Regions from separate parts of the Homo sapiens genome. Here region 2 is linked to region 1. Evidence: read pairs that join two places in POLR2A ChIA-PET (ENCODE). Cell type or tissue: Panc1. All regions are shown on one strand. Each heading gives the region's core, and the rest is flanking DNA. Links, peaks and the distances in the headings are about the cores only. Region 1 overlaps ZNF721 (zinc finger protein 721). Region 2 holds the start of LOC124900162 (a long non-coding RNA gene).

Evidence for each region. ChIA-PET counts read pairs that join two places held together with the same protein. Peaks named below come from ENCODE experiments on the same cell type or tissue, not always from the same donor. Only the 100,000 strongest peaks of a DNase experiment are listed, where the experiment ranks them.
Region 2: POLR2A ChIA-PET joins it to region 1 with 16 read pairs; 2 of 35 experiments call an interaction of 5 or more read pairs at or near these places.

Annotation. Positions count from the first base shown.
Region 1 is chr4:448,214-453,597 of GRCh38, reverse strand. All of the region lies in intron 2 of ZNF721 (zinc finger protein 721), which reads left to right. It also overlaps the pseudogene ABCA11P. Among named protein-coding and RNA genes, the nearest start is that of ZNF721, 48 kb to the left of the region's middle. In Panc1, for the core only: no CTCF peak of the experiment used is centred there; no DNase peak of the experiment used is centred there.
Region 2 is chr4:588,650-594,033 of GRCh38, reverse strand. It overlaps LOC124900162 (a long non-coding RNA gene), which reads right to left and starts at 5,250. Exons shown (of 2, transcript XR_007057986.1): 1 at 5,182-5,250. RefSeq lists an enhancer at 4,727-5,384. In Panc1, for the core only: no CTCF peak of the experiment used is centred there; no DNase peak of the experiment used is centred there.

The DNA of each region.
Region 1 (5,384 bases), core at 329-5,328:
ATGTGCTGACCATTAGTAGATAGGTTATTCCATTATAATGCCTCTCATTACCAGGCTTGAACATGTAATCCATTCATCCACATTCAAGTTTGCAGTTGTGGTGGAAATTTTGGCCTGTTGATCTGCCAGCTGATTAAATAGTCTGTCAAGAGAAAACAGAGATGCATGAGCATCAACATGGAGAACAGTGATAATGGTGGTGTGTGCCAGGATTCAGGTATCTTCCCAGTATTTTTTTCCCCAAACCTCTTTATTCCCAATTAACCATTTGTTTCATTGCCATTGGGGCAACCAGGTAGTAAGACCATCTGCTACTGACCAAGAGTTGGTATACAACTGACAAATCCCTCTGGCCTCCTCCTAAATAGCTCAGAGGACCATTACTGGTTCAACCAGCTAGCTGCTTCCACCTTTTCCTTCATCAGAAATGCTTATGTTTTCTAACAGGACTGTAAGCCACGGCCTTCTAGCGTCGAGTGCCACCAGTGTATTTGGTGGTCCATTAGTAAACCAGGCATGTTTCTGGTCCTCTGGGCTTAGTTTTTTAAAGGATTTGTCCCATTGGATGGGGGAGGTTTCCTTCCCTAACTGAAGGGCTTGCTCAGTGGTTTTCTGAGCTGGCAAGTTTTGTACATCCTTATGCAAAAGCAGTATCCCCTTTGGTCCTGGCTTAGCCCTATCTTGTGTATACCATTTCCATTTTATAATGCTGCTTTCTTGAGTGTGCCCTATCTGGTGAGTATTGGGGAAACTCATGACCCAAGTCATAATAGGAATTTCAGGCCTCATAAAGACCTCATGGTTGAAGCAGAGGTCCTCTGTTTCCAGCAAAACCCAATAAAAAGCTAACAATTGCTTCTTGGAAGGGGTATAAGCTTTGCCAGCCTATGGCAGTTTCTGGGTCCAAAACCCCAAAGGTACCCTCTTCCCACCTTGTTTCTGCCTAAGACTCCAATTAGCATGTTGATCTAGGACAGCTACTTGCAGTTCTACTGGCCTGTTTCGTATGGGCCATAGATCTGGGGTCAGTTGCACCGCTTGTTCAGCTTGTTGAAAAGCCACGCTCTCTTTCTGTCCCCAGTGAAAGTCATAGCGTTTTCTAGTGACTGCACGCAGAGGTTGTAAAATGTTACCCATGTGGGGCATATGATGTCTCCACAATCCAAACAAGCCAATAAATTTCTGGGCCTCCTTTTTAGTGGTAGGGGTTGCAAATTCTAGTATTTTAGCCTTAGCCTTTTGTAAAATGGACTATTACCGTGTATTTCAGAGGATGCCAAGGAATTTTACAGTTTTTGCAGGTTCTTGAATTTTCCTAGGGTTAATTTCCCATCCTTGAGATAGGAGCTGGGTTTTTACCTGCTGCAAGCCCCAGCCGACTAGTTCTTCAGTTTTACCCTGACCGGCTATTTGGACAGCTGCTTTTTTCAGCAATAGGCTGATAGCTTTCAGCCTGGTCAGTCAAGACACAGGCCTGGCCAGGGCCAGTCAGGATGTCAGATTAGCACTTTTTTTCCAGCTTACATTTCTCGTGTAGCAACCAGTCCCTATCTTGACACATTAACTTACAAGCAGTAAGCAAGCACCATCTATACCGGGAAATTACCTCAGCATTCCCTTTACCAACTGGGATTCCCTGCAGCACCTCACAGACAGCCAATGGTTCAAAATGCACTAATTTAGATTCCCAATTTTCAAAAAGGCCAGTTCCCTTGGACCACTCAATGGCCAAGGGAGAGAACTAGGGGAGTTCCCATCCCAGGATATGGGAAGCCCCCAACCTCCCAGCCCAGTCCTCGTGGCTGAAAAATGGCACGTTTTCGCTTTTGGATCCTGTTCCTGACACCCAAAATGTTCTGTGCAGGAAATGCGTTAGGGGAGAAGAAGACACACACACAATACCTTTAAGGATAAACAACCTTTATTTCACGTAAATAGCAATGCAGAATAAGAATAAAATAAGCAAATGTAATAACCAAATTGCAGTGGGAAGTGGAGAAGGGAGAAAGGGTATATATATTTACATTCACCAGACTATGGAGAATTCACCACCAGACTGGGAAGCAACAGCCTGGGCTCCAGAGTCAGCCACCATCTGTGCACAGACGAGGAGGGGTCTCATGAAGCTTCGTCATGCTATGAGACCCTAGCTATTTTTGTAATGAGTTGTTTGGCACGAGGTCCCATCACTAGGGCATTTCGTGAACTGGGCTCAAGGAACACAAAATGGTCAACTTGTTTTTGTGATTGTCTATTCTTTTTCAATAACTAACGTATAGGAATAGATTGAAATAGAGATTTCTTCAAAACAGTGCTGGCTGAAGACGTCAAGGGGCTCACACAACCTGTTTGGGAACTTGGTGACCATTGTTTGTGTCCATGTTCAATTGAGTTCAAATGTAATATTTAACTTTTTCTCCACAGAGACGTGTCAGAATATCTTTGTTTTAAAATAAAATATTGTATGTATATGTCACATTTTAAAAATCTGATATTTATCTCTAAAGGGACATTTGTGTTTCCAGGAATTGTCTTTTGTAAATAATAATGAACATGCTTGTGTAAACATGTATTTAAAGCCCTGCCTTGAATATTTTTGGGATATATATATATATATATATATATATATATATATATATATTTTTTTTTTTTTTTTTTTTGGAGACAGAGTCTTGCTCTGTCGCCCAGGCTGGAGTTCAGTGGTGCAATCTCGGCTCACTGCAAGCTCCGCCTCCTGGGTTCACGCCATTCTCCTTCCTCAGCCTCCCTAGTAGTTGGGACTACAGGCACCTGCCACCATGCCCATCTAATTTTTTGTATGTTTAGTAGAGATGGGGTTTCACCATGTTAGCCAGGACGGTCTCGATCTCCTGACGTCGTGATGTGCCTGCCTCGGCCTCCCAAAGTGCTGGGATTACAGGCATGAGCCAACCGCGCCCGGCTTTTTTGGGATATTTTAAATAGATGTGTAAGCATGTAATTAAAGCCCTGCCTTGAATATTTTTGAGATATTTTTTATACAGTGATGTGGTACCATGTGTATGTCCATATTTTTTTTCCTGAGCCTTTGATGTTATATTCAAAAACTGATTGCCGAGACTAGTTGCATAAAGCCTTCATCATAAATGTTTATATTAGATTTCACATATGTGTAAGATCATGTGGTATTTGTCTCAGTGTATCTGTTTTATTTCACTTAACATAATGGCCTCCACGTTCATTTGTGTTGTGGCAAATATCAAAATTGTATTCTGTATTGTAGATGCATACTATTTTATTGTGTATATATACTACATTTTCTTTATTCATCCAAGTTCTGGACACTTGGATTGATTCCATATCTTGGCCATTGTAAACAGTGCTGTAATAAACATGGGAGTGTAGATTTCTCTTTGACATACTGATTTTGTTTAGCTACAATGAAAATAGAACTTACATATGTTCCAGCAATCCCATTTAATTAAAAAATTAAAAATAGAACATGTGATCCAGCAATTTCAATTATTTTTTCTGTGTGTGTGTGGTCGTCCACAGTTTATTTGTGTAGGCAAGGAGTCAAAGAAACAGTGTTAAAATACCATTTGTTGATGGTTTAAACATATGTTATCCTGTGATACTTATTTTTTTCTATAATGGCTCTACTAACTTACAATTTTACCGACTGTATGTGTTTCCTTTTCTATTCATTCTCACTAACATATTTTTGTCTTTCTAATTACAGTCATTCTAATTGGAGTGAAGTGGTATCTTGTGGTTTTGATTTGCATTTCTCTGACAATTAGTGATGTTGAGCATCTTTGCATGTACTTTTTGGCTATTTGTATTTCTTTTGAAAAAGGTCTCTTAAAGTCTCTTGCCTATATTCAAATTGTGGTATTTTTGTTAAGTTTGTTATATATTCTGTAAATTTATCTTTTGTCATATGTATATTTTGCAAATATTTTCCTTCATTCTGTAGATTATCTCTTCACTCTGCTGTCTTTGCTATGCAAAGCATTTTTACTTTGTTGTAATCCCATTTGCATATTTTTGCTTCTTCTGCCTGTGCTTTTGAGGTCTTAAGATTCTTTGCTCTGTACTGTGTGGTAAAGCATTCCTGTATGTTTACTTCAAATAGCTTTATTTGGGTTTCCCATTTAAATCTTTATTTGTGATTGACTTTTTTATATCATAAGAGGTAGGAGCCTAGTTTTATTTTTTTTATTATCTTGTAGATAATTTTCCTAGCACCATTTATTGAAAATATTGTCTTTTTCCAATAACAAAAATGTTATTGGAAAATCTATACTTTTGTGTGTGTGGAAGAAACACTTTCGTGATTTGAAGATAATTTCCAAAACTGTCATACCTCTATCTCTTTTAGATATTATTTTTGTTTTCAAAAATGCTGAAACTTTACAATCATATATTTTTAAATATTCAGCTTAGTCATATTAACGTTGTTATGCACTCTATCTTTAGAATATGTTTATCTTGCAAAGCTAACACTCAGTACACATTAAACAACTACCTACTTTTTCTATTTTCTGGCCCTTTACAAAAACAATTCTGCTTTTTATTTTAAAGTCAGACCACTTTAGATATCTGATGTAAGTTGATTCATACAGTTTCTGTCTCTTCATGACTTATTTTGTGTTAATGTCATCAAGGTTTATCTTTACTGTACTTAATTTTTGCTTTTTACAAACTGAGTAATATTTCATTTTAATATTTCAAATTTATCAATTTGGTGAGAGAAATCTGTGTTGCATTTATTTGCTTTCAGTAACAATGCTGCAGTAATTATGAGTGTCTAAAACTCTTCATGTGACCGTGTGTGAGTTTGTATTTTTGGCAGATTTTATTAATCTAGCTGTTCAGCTTTATATCTATCCCAAATTATTTTAATTCTTTAGCTTTGTATGTGTTTTGAAATCAGGAGCTGTGAAGCCTCTGAGATTGCTTCTCTTTTTGAAGATTGTTGGGTACTTCACTGTTTCTTAATTTGATATAATATGGGGTTTGCTGTTTCTATTACTACAATAATTTAATTACAAATTTGACAGGGATTGCATTTAATCTGTAGATTACATTGAGCAGTCTAGATATCTTTATTATTTCAATCTTTAGTTTGTATTGTTTAATTTCTATAAGTATGTAATTTTTTTTTTTTTTTGGGGGGGGATACGGATTCCTGCTCTGTCACCCAGGCTGGAGTGCAGTGGTGGGATCTCAGCTTACTGCAAGCTCCGCCTCCCAGATTCACGCCATTCTCCTCCCTCAGCCTGTCCAGTAGCTGGGACTACAGTCACCCACCACCATGCCTGGCTAATTTTTTGTATTTTTAGTAGAGACGGGGTTTATAGTTTTCTTTCTTTTATTCTACATTCATACCAGTTTGGTCA
Region 2 (5,384 bases), core at 245-5,244, 140 kb before region 1:
AGTGAGCAGAGATCGTGCCACTGCACTCCAGCCTGGTGACAGAGTGAGACTCCGTCTCAAAAAAAAAAAAGAAAGAATATAAATCATTCTATTATAAAGATACATACACACATATGTTCATTGCAGCACTATTCACAATAGCAAAGACATGAAATCAACCTAAATGACCACTGACGATAGACTGGATAAAGAAAATGTGGTACATTTATACTATGGAATATTATGCAGCCATCAAAAGGAATGAGATCATGTCCTTTTGCAGGGACCTGGATGGAGTTGGAAGCCATTATCCTCAGCAAACTAATGTAGGAACAGAAAACCAAATACCACGTATTCTCACTTACAAGTGGGAGCTGAATGATGAAAATGCATGGACACGGGGTGGGGGGCAACAATACACACTGGGGCCTGTTGGAGGGTGGTGGCAGGTAGGGCGAGGGAGAGCATCAGGAGGAATAGCTAATGGATGCCGGGCTTCTTACCTAGGGGATGGGATGGTTTGTGTAGCAAGCCACCATGGCACACATTTACCCATGAAACAAACCTGCACATCCTGCACAGGTACCCTTGAACTTAAAAGCTAAAGAAAAAAAAATAACCTTCAAATGTTGAAAGAATGAAAGAAAGAAAGAGGAAAGGAAGGAAGGAAGGAAGGAAGGAAGGAAGGAAGAAAGAAGGAAGGAAGGAAAGAAAAAGAAAGAAAGGAAGGAAGAAAGAAAGAAGGAAAGAAAGAAAGAAACTAGATGAGGTCACCAAGGGAGTGAGTGTAGACAGAAGGGACAGAATCAAGGGCTGAGGCTTAGGGACACATGTGCGAAGGGGACGCCACCCAGCCCCCATGCAACAGCATCCCCTGCCATGTGCTCCTGTATGTTTCAGCAGCTGGACTTAACAGTCTGCAACTGTGTATTTTTGTGAAGATGTGATTCATCTCCATCTCTCCCGCCACGCTCCTCCAGTGAGCAGGAGCCCTGTCATTTTGCAAACTGCTGTACCCCAAGGCCTAGAGCAACCCCTGGCTGCCTGACAGTAACAAGTCAATAAGCAAGTGCATGAGTGAAGGGCACCAGGATTCTTTTCTTTTTTCTTTTTTTTTATTGATCATTCTTGGGTGTTTCTCGCAGAGGGGGATTTGGCAGGGTCATAGGACAATAGTGGGGGGAAGGTCAGCAGATAAACAAGTGAACAAAGGTCTCTGGCTTCCCTAGGCAGAGGACCCTGCGGCCTTCTGCAGTGTTTGTGTCCCTGGGTACTTGAGATTAGGGAGTGGTGATGACTCTTAACGAGCATGCTGCCTTCAAGCATCTGTTTAACAAAGCACATCTTGCACTGCCCTTAATCCATTTAACCCTGAGTGGACACAGCACTTGTTTCAGAGAGCACAGGGTTGGGGGCAAGGTCACAGATCAACAGGATCCCAAGGCAGAAGAATTTTTCTTAGTACAGAACAAAATGAAAAGTCTCCCATGTCTACCTCTTTCTACACAGACACGGCAACCATCCGATTTCTCAATCTTTTCCCCACCTTTCCCCCTTTTCTATTCCACAAAACCGCCACTGTCATCATGGCCCGTTCTCAATGAGCCGCTGGGCACACTTCCCAGACAGGGTGGTGGCCGGGTAGAGGGGCTCCTCACTTCCCAGCAGGGGCGGCCGGGCAGAGGCACCCCTCACCTCCCGGACGGGGCGGCTGGCTGGGCGGGGGGCTGACCCCCCCACCTCCAGGATTCTTTTCTCTGTCTGTTTTTACCATCGTCACACTTAAAAAACATAAGTTATTCTGTTTTCTTGGTGGGTTAGGGATAAAAATTTGAAAAATAATTTTATGTTATTAAAATACATGCTACTATTTGAGAGTTTAACATAAAAATTTCCATCAGTAATTTCTTCATATAATTTTAGAAATAACAGGGCGGGCATGGTGGCTCACGCCTGTAATCCCAGCACTTTGGGAGGCAGAGGCGGGCGGATCACGAGGTCAGAGGATCAAGACCATCCTGGCTAACACAGTGAAACCCCGTCTCTACTAAAAATACAAAAAATTAGCCGGGCATGGTGGCAGGCGCCTGTAGTCCCAGCGACTCGGGAGGCTGAGGTAGGAGAATTGCTTGAACCCCGGGCCAGAGGTTGCAGTGAGCCAAGATCGCGCCACTGCACTCCAGCCTGGGCGACAAACTGAGACTCCGTCTCAAAAAAAAAAAAAACAAAAAACATATATTTTAAGCTAAAATTCTTATCTGTTTTTTGTTTTGTACCTATCACTCCAGTGTGACTTGCTATTTCTTACAAAATCCACTCTCAGTTTTTTGTTTGGTTTTGAGACGGAGCCCCACTCTGTCACCCAGGCTGGAGTGCAGTGGCACGATCTTGGCTCACTGCAACCTCTGGCCCCGGGGTTCAAGCAATTCTCCTGCCTCAGCCTCCCAAGTAGCTGGGATTACAGGTGCACACCACCACACCTGACTAATTTTTGTAGTTTTAGTAGAGACGGGGTTTCGCCATGTTGGCCAGGCTGCTCTCAAACTCCTGACCTCCAGTGATCTGCCCACCTCAGTCTCCCAAAGTGCCGGGATTACAGCCGTGAGCCACTGCACCTGGGCCACTCTCCATTTTTATAATTGTATCACCAATAATGGTGTCACAAAAACAGGCTTTGTATAAATGCCTGATTATCATCTGACCCAGCTGAGAGCTTCCTCACATTATTAATGAACAGTGCAGTTCTGAGTTGAACGTGGTTCATACTTTCATTTATGTTAATAAGTAAAAGGTAATTGAAATCACAAAGACATTGGAACGTCACTTCATCAATGACATGAGTGCCTCTCCTGAGTCACTTTCTAATACTGGAAGAACATTTCCCTGATTTTTGGTAGTATTCACAATGTAATGGTTACAGCCACAACACACGTTTAAATTTAATCTACATTACTCATATTTTCCCATAACTTCATTAAATCTAGACAGTCAATAAAGCAACAACCCAGCCGCATTTGTAGCATTTGCCAATTTCTGTGGTGTAAATGCCCCCCTCATGGCCAACTTGGAGCCACACACAAAAAGTCACTGAGCATGGTGCTAGGAAGAGACCGTGGTAGCCCATTACAGCTTTTACCCCTACAGATACAGCTGATGTCAGTGATCTCAGGAATGCAGGCGATGTAAAATGTAGTAAAATAATTAGAAAGTAATGGCTTCGAGTATTTATTACCTATGTTTTAAGTAAGCTTTATTTCATTGTAAGTGCGTATCATTTACTTTTCAGCAATGTCTGTATCTAACAGCAAAGCTCCTGGCAGTGCAGCTTTCCACTCCGGGAGCCAATGCACGTCGACTCCAGCACACACTGGCTCCTGGGCTCCTCTGGTGGGCCTGACCTCATCAGGTGAGCCCTGAGAGGAGCGAGCAGAAGCAGGAGTGGAAGGATGCAGACTGGCCCATGTGGGCCACCTGGGAAGGGTGGTGACTTCTGGAAGGGGTGAGGGCCTCGGCCCTACAACTGATCGTTGACAAATCAACAACCAGAACAACCCTGGAAGAGACCCTTGTGCCTCAGATGAGATCACAGCTCTGGGCGACGCCTTAATTTTGGCCTGGAGGTGCAAGGGGCAGAGGACCCAACTGACCCCATAGAAAGTGGAGAGAGGGCCGGGCATGGTGGCTCATGCCTGGAATCCCAGCACTCTGGGAGGCCGAGACAGGTGGATCACCTGAGGTCAGGAGTTTGACACCAGCCTAGCCAACATGGTGAAACCCTGTCTCCACCAGAAATACAAAAATTAGCTGGGCATGGTGGTGGGTGCCTGTAATCCCAGCTACTCGGGAGGCTGAGGCAGGAGAATCACTTGAACCTGGGAGGTGGAGGTTGCAGTGAGCCGAGATGGTGCCACTGCACTCCAGCCTGGTGACAGAGTGAGACGCCGTCTCAAACAAAAACAAAAAAAAAAGAAAAAAGAAAAAGAAGAAAGTGGAGAAAATGCCTTTGTGTTGTTTTAAGTTACTAAAATGGTGATAATTTGTTACGCAGAAATAGAAAAACTAGCGAGTAATCCGACTCCCTTAAACTTGAACTTACAAAAGAAAAATCCATTTTAAAAATATCCCCACAACTTTCTAAGGTGGTGTCTGATGACCTGGAGATGCTGGAGGGAGCTGCTCAAGCTTGAAGACAGGAGCTGGGAGGACAGAGCTGAGCTGCCCTGCATTACGGAGGGGACGGGAGGAGACCTGAGGGAAATCCAGAAAGGAGGAGCTGGGAAGACTGAACAGTGGGGTTGAGAGGTGGGAGGCCCGTCTTCCTGAGGCTGGAAGGGAGGCGTGGCAGGAGGAAAGATAATGGAAATTTCTCCGGAGGTGCTGTGGACCTAGAAACCACCGTACCCCTGCAATCCTAAGCAAGTTCTGCTCACAAACACTCCTGAGAAAGTCGAGTTGTGTTCTTTCTCTGCTTTTTTGAGCTGGGGAGTGTGATGGTTAATATTGAGTGTCAACTTGATTGGATTGAAGGATGCAAAATATTGATCCTGGGTGTGTCTGTGAGGACGTTGCCAACGGAGATTAACATTTGAGTCAGTGGGCTGGGAAAGGCAGACTCACCCTCAATCCTGGTGGGCACCGTCTAATCAGCTGCCAGCACGGCCAGAATAAAAGCAGGCAGGGGAACGTGGAAGGACTGGACCGGCTGAGTCTTACGGCCTCAGCCTCCATCTTTCTCCCGTGCTGGATGCTTCCTGCCCTCAAACATCAGACTCCAAGCTCTTCAGCTCTGGGACTCTTGGACTTAACACCAGTGGTTTGCCCGGGGCTCCTGGGCCTTTGGCCACAGACACGGCTGTGTTGTCAGCTTCCCTACATTTGAGGTTTGGGGACTTGGACTGGCTTCCTGGCTCCTCAGCTTGCATTCGGCCTACTGTGGGACTTCACCTGTGATCGTGTGAGTCAAGTCTCCTAATAAACTCCCCTTCATATACATTTATCCTATGAGCTCTGTCCCTCTAGAGAACCCTGACTAATACAGGGAGAAAAGCTCAAAGATGTGAGCGAAAGGACAGCTGGTACATAGGTTACTGAGAAAGTGTAAGGTCTTTATCAGTGGAAACTTTTACCCACTTCTTACCAAATAAATGTTGAACAAATATCTAAAGAACATTAACTGAATGAGGCATAAATTCTAGATCTCACCATGCTCGGTCGGTCCTGTGTGTCCCCAGCCTGACATCGACAGTGTAGGCACGCAACAAAAGATGGCCGCACGCATGGTGGGACGACGGAGGAAGGAGTCACCCGCTGACCAACAGGAAAAAGCACAGATGCCTTTCCTGAAAAGATGGCCGCACGCATGGAGGGACGACGGAGGAAGGAGTCACCCGCTGACCGACAGGAAA